Linked DNA regions of Homo sapiens: region 1 is linked to region 2. The links are chromatin contacts, found by Hi-C in ENCODE. All regions are on one chromosome and are shown on one strand. Each heading gives the region's core, a stretch centred on a gene start or an enhancer-like site at or near the end of the contact. The rest is flanking DNA. Distances are from core to core; before and after follow the strand shown.

Region 1 (5,824 bases), core at 2,086-4,585, 300 kb after region 2:
GGCATCTATACAGCACTTCCCCTTCAAGGACTTTGCCACCATTTACTGATGATCTTTAATCATAGGGTGGGGGAGAGAGCTTGTATAAATGTATGAGGTGATGAAAGGGTAGGAAGGCAGATACACTCGATTAAAATAAAATCAAACGCTTCCATGGATGCAGCCATACTTACTTTATCTGACAGTAATTAGCTAAACTGTCTGGAACGAAAACCTATTATTAGTAGAGCACAGCTCGAGGATTTCAAAGATCTACTTTTCAGACAAGAGAATGCAAATGCCCCAGAAGGCGATGGTAACTGGATAGGCGTTGGAACCAGATCCCACTCTGATAAGAGACTCCTGCGGAGCGACTGCTGCTGTACAACTACGGCTCTCGAGTTCTCCTCCTTTCAGGCCCGCGGCCGTCGAGGGTACAGGCTGCGCGCGCGGGAAAAGGAGGCCACCTAGATGAGATTGGCCTGGCGGGGATCCCTGCGGGGAAGCACGCCACTGGGGAACCAGACCAAGGGAGTCTGAACAATACTGAGGGGGTAGCTGGAGACAACCCAAACTCCTGCTCTGGGCATAAAACTCAGATCAACCTTAGGGATGCGGTAGCGGATAGAGGTTTTCCGCAGGCTGGAACAGCACTACACTGGGCTGGGTATGAGGAAAGGAAGCGGCGATAAGGTCTAGGCGCCGCCCGCTAGGCCCCTTCGCCTGGAAGTCCTCACAGGCCCTGGTGGCCTACTGAGGAGCAACCTGCCCAGGGTCCTCAAGAGACAACCGCTTAGGCCTGGCGCAAGGTACCTGGCCCGGGAGCGGCTGGGGCGGCGGAATTTGGGGTAGAGGGGCACCCGTGGGCCGGCTGGTGGGGAGGAGACAGCCCCCTGCATGAGCTCACAGAGGCGCCCTGGTGGGCTCCGGCGGCTGCAGAGCGTCTGTGGGCGTGTATTGGCGATCAGGCGCTGGAGGGGCGCTTTGTCCTGGTCGCAGTTTTAAGACCTGGATTGTTGGGCTAGATTTATGAAAGGCCTAGGAGCGAAGCGAGATGGGAAGCAAGGGAATGTAACAAGGAGAAATGCAGGCTTCGGTTGGAAACTGGGGAGAGAGAGATTGTTTCGATAGCCTTTCTCCTTTTCTTTTTCCAGAATCATGAAATCACCGAGGAGAAGAAAACTGGGGACTAGAAGAGAGCAGAAACATTTCCCCTGAGACAGTTTTGCCCCGGAGGTGGGGTGGGGAAGTGGCGCTGGAGCTCAGCTTCCTGCTTTTATGCTCGGCGGCCACCGTGATGCACACACACTCGAGGTCCGCCACCCCGCAGTGCCGTGCACCCCTCTGCCCCCACCTCGGAATTTTTGTGCCCGAGCGCTCGGGATCCACGGCAAAACCAGGCACATTCCTCCCTCTGCAGACTCACCGCCTGGTTTGTAGACACTGGTCTCCGCCTGGGGCGTCAATAGTTTCAGGATTTAAAGCAGAAAGACACCGGGCGCCCCTGTGGCTGAGGAATGGCGGTTCCAGCACAAGACCCTGCCCACAGAGGGTCTCTCCCTACTGCCTGCGGGCCGCCGCTACCCTAAGTACTCCGGGGCGCACGTGGCCCGCGCGGCATCCCAGCTCCCCGGGCGGACCCAGGGGCTGCCTCTCCACAACAGTTCCGCTCCCTTCTGCAGAGCCCCGCCTCTCCCACCTCCCGACAGGCTGTTCTTTCTCCCTTCAACCTTGGGCACCCACTCCTGTCGCCGTTGCGGGACCCGCGTGGCAGCCCTCCACCCTCGTACCCACTCCCAGCCGGTGTCTTATGCCGCTCGGAGGCAATGTCCACCGTCCCTGCACCTTTCACCTGCCCCTTCCAGGTGAGACGGGTCTCTTTCAGCTCCGCCATCCTGACCGCCAAAAAATGCTTGGATTGGCTGGGGCCGGATGAGGACAGCCACGGTTGAGCTGGAACCGTTCCCTATTTTTTTAAGGCCAGCGCTGCACACGGGTCTTTCTGTGGCCCTCAAAGCAGCGCCCGCTGCTCCTCACTGGGCTAGGCCTGGTAGCGAGCAAATGCCTATTGTGGGAGAAGATGGTCCCAGAGTTTCCAGCTCAGAGTTTCCAGAATCTGTGGGGGACTGTATAGACTCCCCCAGAAAACAACCAGGGCCTCATGAAGGTGCCAGAAGGCGTGTAGGTAGAGAAATTTTAAAAGCCTGTCGGAGAGGCAAGGCCTACATTCAGGCTCCTGATTTCAATAGGTGGAAAAGAAGGCTGCCAAGGCTGGGTCACCTCCCTTGTGAGGACAGATCCTGCTCTCAGTATGTGCCACACTCCAGCCACGCACCACCAATGCAGTCAACAAACACTGCTTGACCTCCCATACAGAAAAGCAGTCGTTGACACGTACTGAGCGCTTAACACGCGTGAGGCCGTGCACTAAGATTCTGGCATGTTTTGCCTCATTCAACCCTAGCAACAACCAAAAAAGGTATTACTGCCTTCGTTTTATAGACGAGAAAACAGACTTAGAAACGCCGAAGATCACACACTGACTAGGCCAAGCAAGAGCTGTCGAATACCAAAGTTTAGTCATAACTCTATCTTCCTTTCACATACTGCTCTGTGCGGCTGCTGCCAGGGATACAAGGGCAAAAGCAACCCCGGGACACTGCCCTCATGGAGCTTACAGTCTAACTGGGGCGACCAGGCAGGCACATACAGCTATAGAATTAAGTGGGAAGTGATAAGTGACATGCATGTCCTTTGCTAACACAAGCTGCAGGTTCAGAGCCTGAAAGAGGGGACTTCCGGCTAGACGATCTAGGAGCTCTTCCTTGGAGAACAGTTTCCACTCGTGGAGGCTAAGTGTCAGAAACATGTTCCAAGTGGAGAGAAAGCTTGAGCAAAGGCAACAAGTTGAAAAAGGACATGTCGCCCACCCATAGATAGATAAAACACTGCATCTCCTCGTGGATCCAGCGCCCAGTATTTACCCGCCAGGAAGTTTTCCTGCCCCGCGCAGCAGCTGAAAAAAACACACTCCTGGGGCATCCTTCCCTGGCGTTGGTTCGTGGACAGCAAGCCTCCCAGAACTGGCCTAGGTCGGGAAGGTGCAGCCACGCGGGAATCAATGGTTCAGGAACCGGATCTGTGCAGCCTCGCCCGCAGCGTCTCGGACTTCAGGACTCTATACTAGTCCTTGTCTATTTCTGGTAGAGCCGCAACATCCCACTCGCAGAGAGCAGGGGGCGTGGCCCACATGAGCCAGAACCTATAGGGAGGGAGGTTGGGGCGCCAGCCCCGCCCCCCCAACGTGACGCAAATCTCCCGGACAGAGGCTTAGGAGCCCGGGCCCCAGTCCCTGCAGTGGCTGTAACAAAACCCAGACCCCCAGGTCCCGGCCAATGGAGGCGATTTAGACTGGAGTGGGACCGCGTCTGTCAAAAGCCCGACTCGGCAGCAGCGGCGGAGTCCAGGAGGAGAGCTGGAGCCGCCGCGCTGCCTCCCCGCCCCCGCCGGGATTTATTATTTGGACTGGACAATTAAGTGGCCCTGATGATGTTACCAAGCCCGGTCACCTCCACCCCTTTCTCAGTCAAAGACATTTTGAATCTGGAGCAGCAGCACCAGCACTTCCATGGTGCGCACTTGCAGGCGGACTTGGAGCACCACTTCCACTCTGCGCCCTGCATGCTGGCCGCCGCTGAGGGGACGCAATTTTCTGACGGAGGGGAGGAGGACGAGGAAGACGAGGGCGAGAAATTGTCCTATTTGAACTCACTAGCCGCAGCAGACGGCCACGGGGATTCAGGGCTGTGTCCCCAGGGCTATGTCCACACGGTCCTGCGAGACTCGTGCAGCGAGCCCAAGGAACATGAAGAGGAGCCCGAGGTCGTGAGGGACCGGAGCCAAAGTGAGTAGAGGGGGAAAGAAAACGCACCCGCACACCTGGAGCAATGGCAGAGCGCACACAAACAGCCCACAGACCTTGCCAGCGCAGCTGCCCATCCCTTTACCCTTTGGCTGGGGCCATGCCTCCGCCCTGGTCACCGACAGCTCCACAAAGCGCAGGTACCTGCAAGGGAGCCGGGGTGGAGAGACAAGGACGAGGTGACCCTGACAACTACTCCCCCCAAAAGGGGGAAATGAGGGAAGGGAAGGTGGTTACTGCTGCCCTGATGCTGAGAGGCGACGTGGGCTCAGCGCCTGGGTCCTCATAACTGGCAGTATTTTTGCTCTTCCCCCCGCCCCAAAAGGCTCTTCCCCCAAAAAGGGCAGGAGCCTGGACCTTTTTCGTTTTCCCTCTAGGGTGAGATGAGTTCTCTTAGCCCAGGGCAGCCACCCCTTCTTCTCCGAAAAGACAGCCCAAGCAGCCTGTGTCTCTCGCACCCGCAGGGGCAGGAACTTTGGTGGAGGCCAGCTGGGCGGTTTCCTCCCTTCTCTGCTTGGAGCTCAGCGTCCTTGAACCCGTGGCACTCGGTAGAGAGAGAGGAGATGATCGGAAAGTGCGTGGGAACAATGTCTATTCCGCGCGACCATAGCTCTCACATCCCTAAGGCGCCAGCCTTTTTTGAAAATCCGTAACGTTTTGCTTTGTGTCCCAGGCTGCGGGCCTAATAGAAAACGCGCCGAACTTGAGTCCGAGATCTTGGCTGCTCACATCGGATGGGAAGTGAATTGATAGGGAGATGGGATAATCAAATAAAGTCCCCAAGGAAGTGTATTTAAGAGGACAGAATCACAGTCTTTCCCCAAGAGGCGGTTTGATGTGGCAGAGGCCAAGGCCTATGCTCTCATAGTTCCCAGAGCCGAAAATCGGCATGAAACTGTCTATAACTAGTCAATCAAACTTCATTTTCAAAGTGCACACAGATGTCGTCATAACATTCGCTTGTAGTCTTTTATAAGCCACACACACACACAAGTCCCTGAGCCATGCACAAGCGTTACACTCAGAACAGATTTTCGCGCAACCCATGCCCACCGGCCCACTCATACCAACACGCCTCACACCTTCAGTTATCCTTGGTGGAGTAGAATGCAAACGAGTTTGCAAATACTGTAGTTATTATGTAGTTGCAAGCCTTCATCCTGAAAATAGTCATTAGCACGTCGAGCCGCATATTTAATACAGAGTAATCTCTTCTCTCGCAGATGCTCAAGATCCAAATAAACACGCACTAACTACCCCTCTCCACGAAACGCGCCTCCGCCTGCTAAGGGCGTTCTTTGGGTACTGGGGCTGTCTCAGGGTCCCACAGCGCCAGGAGCCACAAACGTTCCCAAAAGTCCAGCCATTTACTACCGCACGCTCTGCGCAGCCACCAAAAAGGGTCACGGTGCTCCAGGACAGGAGCCGCGGTGCGGCCGGGAACAGCTAAGGACGCTGTTGTTTGCTTCTTCCGCAGAAAGCTGCCAGCTGAAGAAGTCTCTAGAGACGGCCGGAGACTGCAAGGCGGCGGAGGAGAGCGAGAGGCCGAAGCCACGCAGCCGCCGGAAGCCCCGGGTCCTCTTCTCGCAAGCCCAGGTCTTCGAGCTGGAACGCAGGTTCAAGCAGCAGCGGTACCTGTCGGCACCCGAGCGCGAGCACCTCGCCAGCAGCCTGAAGCTCACATCCACTCAGGTGAAAATCTGGTTCCAGAATCGCAGGTACAAGTGCAAGAGACAGCGGCAGGACAAGTCTCTGGAGCTTGGCGCACACGCGCCCCCGCCGCCGCCGCGCCGCGTGGCTGTCCCGGTGCTGGTGCGGGACGGCAAGCCGTGCGTCACGCCCAGCGCGCAGGCCTACGGCGCGCCCTACAGCGTGGGCGCCAGCGCCTACTCCTACAACAGCTTCCCCGCCTACGGCTATGGG
Region 2 (5,466 bases), core at 466-2,965:
CGAAGAGGAAGCTGGGCCGCGCGGAGCTGGCTGTTCCGCCCTCGCGGCAACCGCACCAACAGGAACCGAAACGGCCTCGGCAAGGGCAGCTACAGCCTCTCAGTCCTCCGGCTACCTTTCCTCCACGTGGAAGGAGCGCTCCACGTGGCGCCTCCCGCTACCTGCCGCGTCCGCAGACCCGACCCGGGCCAGGGGGACAACCCCAAGAGCTGAGAGGCGGGCGCACCTCAAGAAGCAAAACTCGAATTTCGCAAGGAGTGAAAAATACGAAGGACGCACAACGGACCTGGCCTCGGGGCAAAGTGGGACTGAGAGCGCTGAGGGCTCTTCGAGGGGAACCCACAGCTGAGGCTCCAACTTGTAGGGAATTTTTAAAAACTCAACACTTGGATTCGACATTGCAGAGGATTTATTTCTTATTTTACACTGCAACTCTGTCCCTGATGGGAAGGGATCGCAGTTGCCTAACTGCCAAACTGCAACAACCCGGGAAGAGTGTGAGCCCAATTAGATTACAAGCCCTAGAGCAAAGGGGATCACAAACCTCCGGGTTTGCTAATCTGCTGGTGCGGAGTTCAGATCTCCGAAGCCTCCCTGGAGTATTTCTAGGACTCTTACCGCTTCCCTTATAACGCTGTGACCCCAGCGAGGATTTTTTTTTTCCTTTAAAGAAAAGCTAAACTGTGCAGTTACCGCAGGAGATTTAAGGAGGAGGAACTGGCGGGGGGAGGGGGGCATTCCGTCTATAAAAAGCGCCTTACAAAGTCCTGAAGTCTGGAAATGACAGCGGAGGATATAAAATAAAAAATTTTAACTCCGATCCAACTTGCCCACCACTCAAGCCTCTGCTTAAATTCGTTTTCTGAGAGTGGGAGAGAACTGACGAAACGATCTTTCCGTGGAAAATTCCAGTTTCGTGCAATCCCGCTTGAACACTCACACACACACACTCTCCTGTCTCACATACACACACACACACACACACACACACATACCCATTCCTTTCAGCTCTTTGTTGTTTGAGACCTTTTCTTCGCTTTTGTAACTGCTCTGAACCTCTTGTTTCTTTTTCAGAAGTAGACGGGAAGGCTAATTGTGGATATATGTAAGCACAACATTTTTTCAGTCATAACTGATAAGTTTCTGAAATGCCTTCTGCATTGCAAACATGTGCATCTTAATAGAAAACATTGCTTTTCTCAATCACTAGTTACAGCCTCACAGCACACAATCCAGGAGAAGGAAAACCTCTTTTCTTCTCTTTGAGAGATCTGCTTGGCTTATTTTCTTCTTTCCCCTTTGGAATGGGGGATAGGAAGGGCTTGAGGGGGTGTTACTAAAAAATTTTAAATGATCCATCGAAACCCCTGCCTTACCTTAGGAAATCGAGCCAGCCATCATGAATGATGGACGGATCCAGCTGCAGAGAGAGGAAGTTCTCATTGACTGTCCTGACTGGGTTCTTGGTGCTCACATCAAGTAGAATCAGGGTCTTTTCCTTCAAACCTGCAGCTCTGTCTACAGGCAAGGGTCTCCTGTCTCCAGCCTGGGAGGAAAGGGAGAGATGGAGCAACAGAGCCAAGTAGAGAGCCCCCGGGGCTAGGCACGCGGGGGGGCGGGAGTTGCTGGAGGGCATGGCTTCAGGGAAGGCACAAAGCACCCTCATTCAATCCCTCTGATTTAAACCTCTCTTCCTACTGGGTCTCGCTAGTGACTAATTGTCCTTATCTAAAGTGTGTGTCTGTCCGCCTTTTTCCCCCCTTTTTTTCCCTTCCTCCCACCACCCCCCCAACACACACACACTCTCTCTCTCTCCCGCTCTCTCTCTCTCTCGCTCGCTCGCTCGCTCGTTTTGTTTTTTTCTTTTTTTTTTTTAATTTTTTTTAATTTTTTTTTTCAGTGTTTTGGTGCTGGTGGAGCGAACTCACGCCCCTAGCCAGCCTTCCCCGTGACTCTTGCCAAGAGAACTCGTACACCGGCACCGCCCCTTTAAGAGATTTCTACTGCAGACATTTTTTAACTTTTTAAAGGTAAGGGGAGGGGAGCAGGCGGGAAGGAGGAGAAAAGGGTGGCGTTGTACCCTCCTAATTTAACCCTCTAGGGTCAGGAAGCAGAGGGAGGAATCCAAACCATGCCGTTGTACCGTCTGGGTACAGAGCAAAGGGTCTCGTTTTTACGTCCTTCCCTGAGAGGCTCTGGAGGGCGGTTCAAGCTCCGACTCCGACCCGAAAGCCCCAGCGCCAACCCGGGACGCGCTGGGATAGAGTTCCCACCGACAGCACGCTTGTTTCTCCTGACAGCGTCAGGCACTTCGTCCGCTCAGGGCCCTTTTCTGGTTGAAGCAGCAATACCAAGGGCGGTTAAGTTGCAGAGGGGTCTTGAGGCGGTGATTCCTGTCAAAGCATAGAGCCCTGAAGGACATTCCCCGAAGAGGAGCCCTGATCTCTGTGACGCGTTGGATAGCCACACCGAAGCATCCTCTGACCTCCATAGGGCAAAGAGTAGCAAGAAGGAAAAACATAGTGACCTGGTCAAGCAGCTTTTCCGATCCGAGGGCCAAAAGGGACATGCGCCCTCGCTCTGCTCTGCTCTTCCCGCAACCGAGGAATAAGCGTCTTGGGAGCGTCAATACATGCTGGCTTTGGCCAAGTCGAAGCTACCTGAGCTGTGCTTGGATAGTCAGGGCGGCTCTGCGTCCAACTGTGCCACTTCTTGGCCACTCTATTCTGCTGCACAGGTAGAGTCCCCCCTCCAGACCCTCCTGGAGGTCAATCCTATACTTAGCCCTCCTGCAGGGAAGTGCGCCTTTACAGTGCCAGATGGGACCATAGTGACACTTTCGGGTTTCCATCTCGGCCCCCAGTCAAAACCAGAGTCACATAGCCCTGGATGGGGAATAACAGCCGGAAGCCGCTGTGATGCACGACCCGCCGCTGCTCATTGAGCTTCCACCCCACAACAGCTTGCAAATTGAACTCTAGGTCCTATCCTGAAGCGCGGGAAAGGGATCAGGCACAGTTTGCTGCAGTCACATTGCTGGGCCCCACTTTCGGCTTCTTTCTGAGACAAAATGGGACTTCTACTTGGCAGATGAAGGGAACTACTTTATGTAGTGCGGGCAGTCAGAAACGCAGAAGCGTCCAGGGCCCTCCTTGGTATCAAACAAGCAAAACCCTAAAATGCAGAGCAAGGGTTTTCCCCAGAAGTGGATGGACAAGGGTTAGTCTTAAAGCCCAGCAAACGCTGTAATAGCAACCTGTATCCTCTTACCTCCACCCAGACCAGGATTAACAAATCTGAAAACAGCTGGAATAGATGACCTTCAACTGAAGTTCCCTGAAAAGCCTCTACCAACCTAAGCACCCAGGAAATCGAGATTATGTTGCATTCATCTGTGAAGCGCCATGACGACCTTCTAGAAATAGGACTGCATAAGATGAGGATATGGGAGAAAGCAAATGCAAGTCATATTATTTAAAGATGATTTTTTTAAATCAAGCTGTTACATAGTGAAGTATTGGATGTTGGCTCCAGCCCTAAGGCCTGTTTCCTTCAGTTCCTGAACATTTCTAAGACATCTAGATCCTTTAAACTGTGTGTGTGTGTCTGTGTATGGGTGTGTGGTGTGACATAAATTTCAGTCGAAATTCTTGTAATTTTTAAGTATGTATTGAGCACCTCTTAGAGATGGCAACAGCCTGGCGGGCAAACACTTTTGCCTTTGTGTTCCCAGACTGGAGCACTTAGTAGGCACTCAATAAATTCTGTGAAGTAAATTAATGGTAAATCCAATCATGCTCAACACACTGAAATAATATGCCCCTCTCCAGAACAATGTGAAAAATAAATACTTTTATTTGTCATAGTAAATTATGTTTTGGGTCTCTGTTCAATAATTTGTTTTCCCAGTTATTAACATTTTCCTGGCCATCTCCTTCAAAAAATACTTAACGTGTAAAGCCATTAGTTCATTTGCTATACTAAGAATTTTTAAAATTATATATTTTTAACAATGAGCCAGATTTTCCAAGGGCCTAAAATACCCTTGGCTTACAAGTGAATGCACTTTTAGAAGCCATGTTAATTGGGACCAATGGAAGACAATTTGAATACGTATATCCACTAGATGTCTATAATTAATACCTTTCAAAAATACCTATTCTTGTGACCAAGAATGAACTTGAGTATAATGAGAATGCACATAATTATGAATTTTCACCATTTTTGCTTACTGACCTAACTACTCTATAATGGTTTATTGGCCTAACTAAGTAGTATTTAATGTTTTCATCAGAATCTGTATGTGGTATTAAAATCAAAACCAACAAAACAAAGTGCTTGTTTTCTTAATTCCTGATGAAAACCATTTCTCTAGTCTAGCCATTGAAATTCTAAGTCATTCTATAGAGGACATCAGGGGAAAGAAATAACTGATATTTAAGAGGTTAGCCCTCGTTGGTCTCTAAGATGATTTGATTGTTTGGTGCTTTGGTTTAGTTTGGGTTTAGATCTCCAGAGATACTCTGCAAATAGCTGCCACACATATACCATATCATGGTTTTTGTCTTGCCTCTTATCTATTAATATGCTGTAAGTAGTTCATTAGTAATCAGTATATTAGATTGATGTTTCTATCCTATCTTCTGTGTGCTAGGTGACAGCAATCTGCATCTCTGTTTTGTCTTAGATTGTAACTTCCTAGAAGACAAGTATTGGGCCTCTGTATAAAATATGAACTGTCAGGCCAGGCACAGTGGCTCACATCTGTAATCCCAGCACTTTGGGAGCCAAGGCAGGCGGATCACCTGAGGTAAGGAGTTCGAGACCAACCTGGCAACATGGTGAAACCCCGTCTCTACTAAAAATATAAAAATTAGCTGGGCATGGTGGTGGGCACTTGTAATCCCAGCTACTCAGGAAGCTGAGACAGAAGAATTGCTTGAACCTGGGAGGAGGAGGTTGCAGTGAGCCAAGATGGAGCCATTGCACTCCAGCCTGGGTGACAAGAGCAAGACTCTGTCTCAAAAAAATAAAAAGTAAAATTAAAATTAAAAAATAAAATATGAACTCTCAGGAACTAGATGCACTGATGTCTCCTTGGAAACGCTCTGCTTAGTGTCTACTGAATGGTCTTCATAGATAAATTGCTTTGATATCTAAGAGCCCAGGTTCCCAGAACTGTAAGAAAACGTGAAGATTAACTGATTCAGTGATTTCTAGACTTTGTTTTTTCAAAATAAATATTAGTTAATGGGGAGGAGTGGACATAATGTTTGTCAAGGTTTTTTTTTTTTTTTTTTTTTTTTTTTTTGAGACAGAGTCTCGCTCTGTCGCCCAGGTTGGAGTGCAGTGGCACGATCTCGGCTCACTGCAACCTCCACCTCCGGGGTTCAAGCAATTCTCCTGCCTCAGCCTCCCAAGTAGCTGGGACTACAGGCGCACATCGCCACGCGCAGCTAATTTTTT

What was found. Hi-C counts contacts between places; a loop is a spot of excess contacts on that map. Pooled maps may share reads with other maps.
Region 1: a loop to region 2 is called in a map of B cell, with 17 times the contacts of the local background. The contact joins the promoter of NKX2-3 here to the promoter of HPSE2 in region 2. A Hi-C loop is called at or near these places in 2 of 168 maps with a recorded cell type or tissue (B cell and naive thymus-derived CD4-positive, alpha-beta T cell), 11 of 37 single-sample maps with no recorded cell type and 13 of 50 pooled maps.

Annotation. Positions count from the first base shown.
Region 1 is chr10:99,529,607-99,535,430 of GRCh38, forward strand. It overlaps NKX2-3 (NK2 homeobox 3), which reads left to right and starts at 3,336. Exons shown (of 2, transcript NM_145285.3): 1 at 3,336-3,883; 2 at 5,379-5,824. The coding sequence starts at 3,526. It overlaps LINC01475 (long intergenic non-protein coding RNA 1475), which reads right to left and starts at 1,571. Exons shown (of 5, transcript NR_120618.1): 1 at 1,406-1,571. RefSeq lists an enhancer at 2,666-3,557 and a silencer at 5,699-5,824.
Region 2 is chr10:99,234,137-99,239,602 of GRCh38, forward strand. HPSE2 (heparanase 2 (inactive)) reads right to left here and starts at 1,716. Exons shown (of 12, transcript NM_021828.5): 1 at 1,377-1,716. The coding sequence starts at 1,666. RefSeq lists a silencer at 26-145 and enhancers at 2,293-2,793, 2,794-3,294.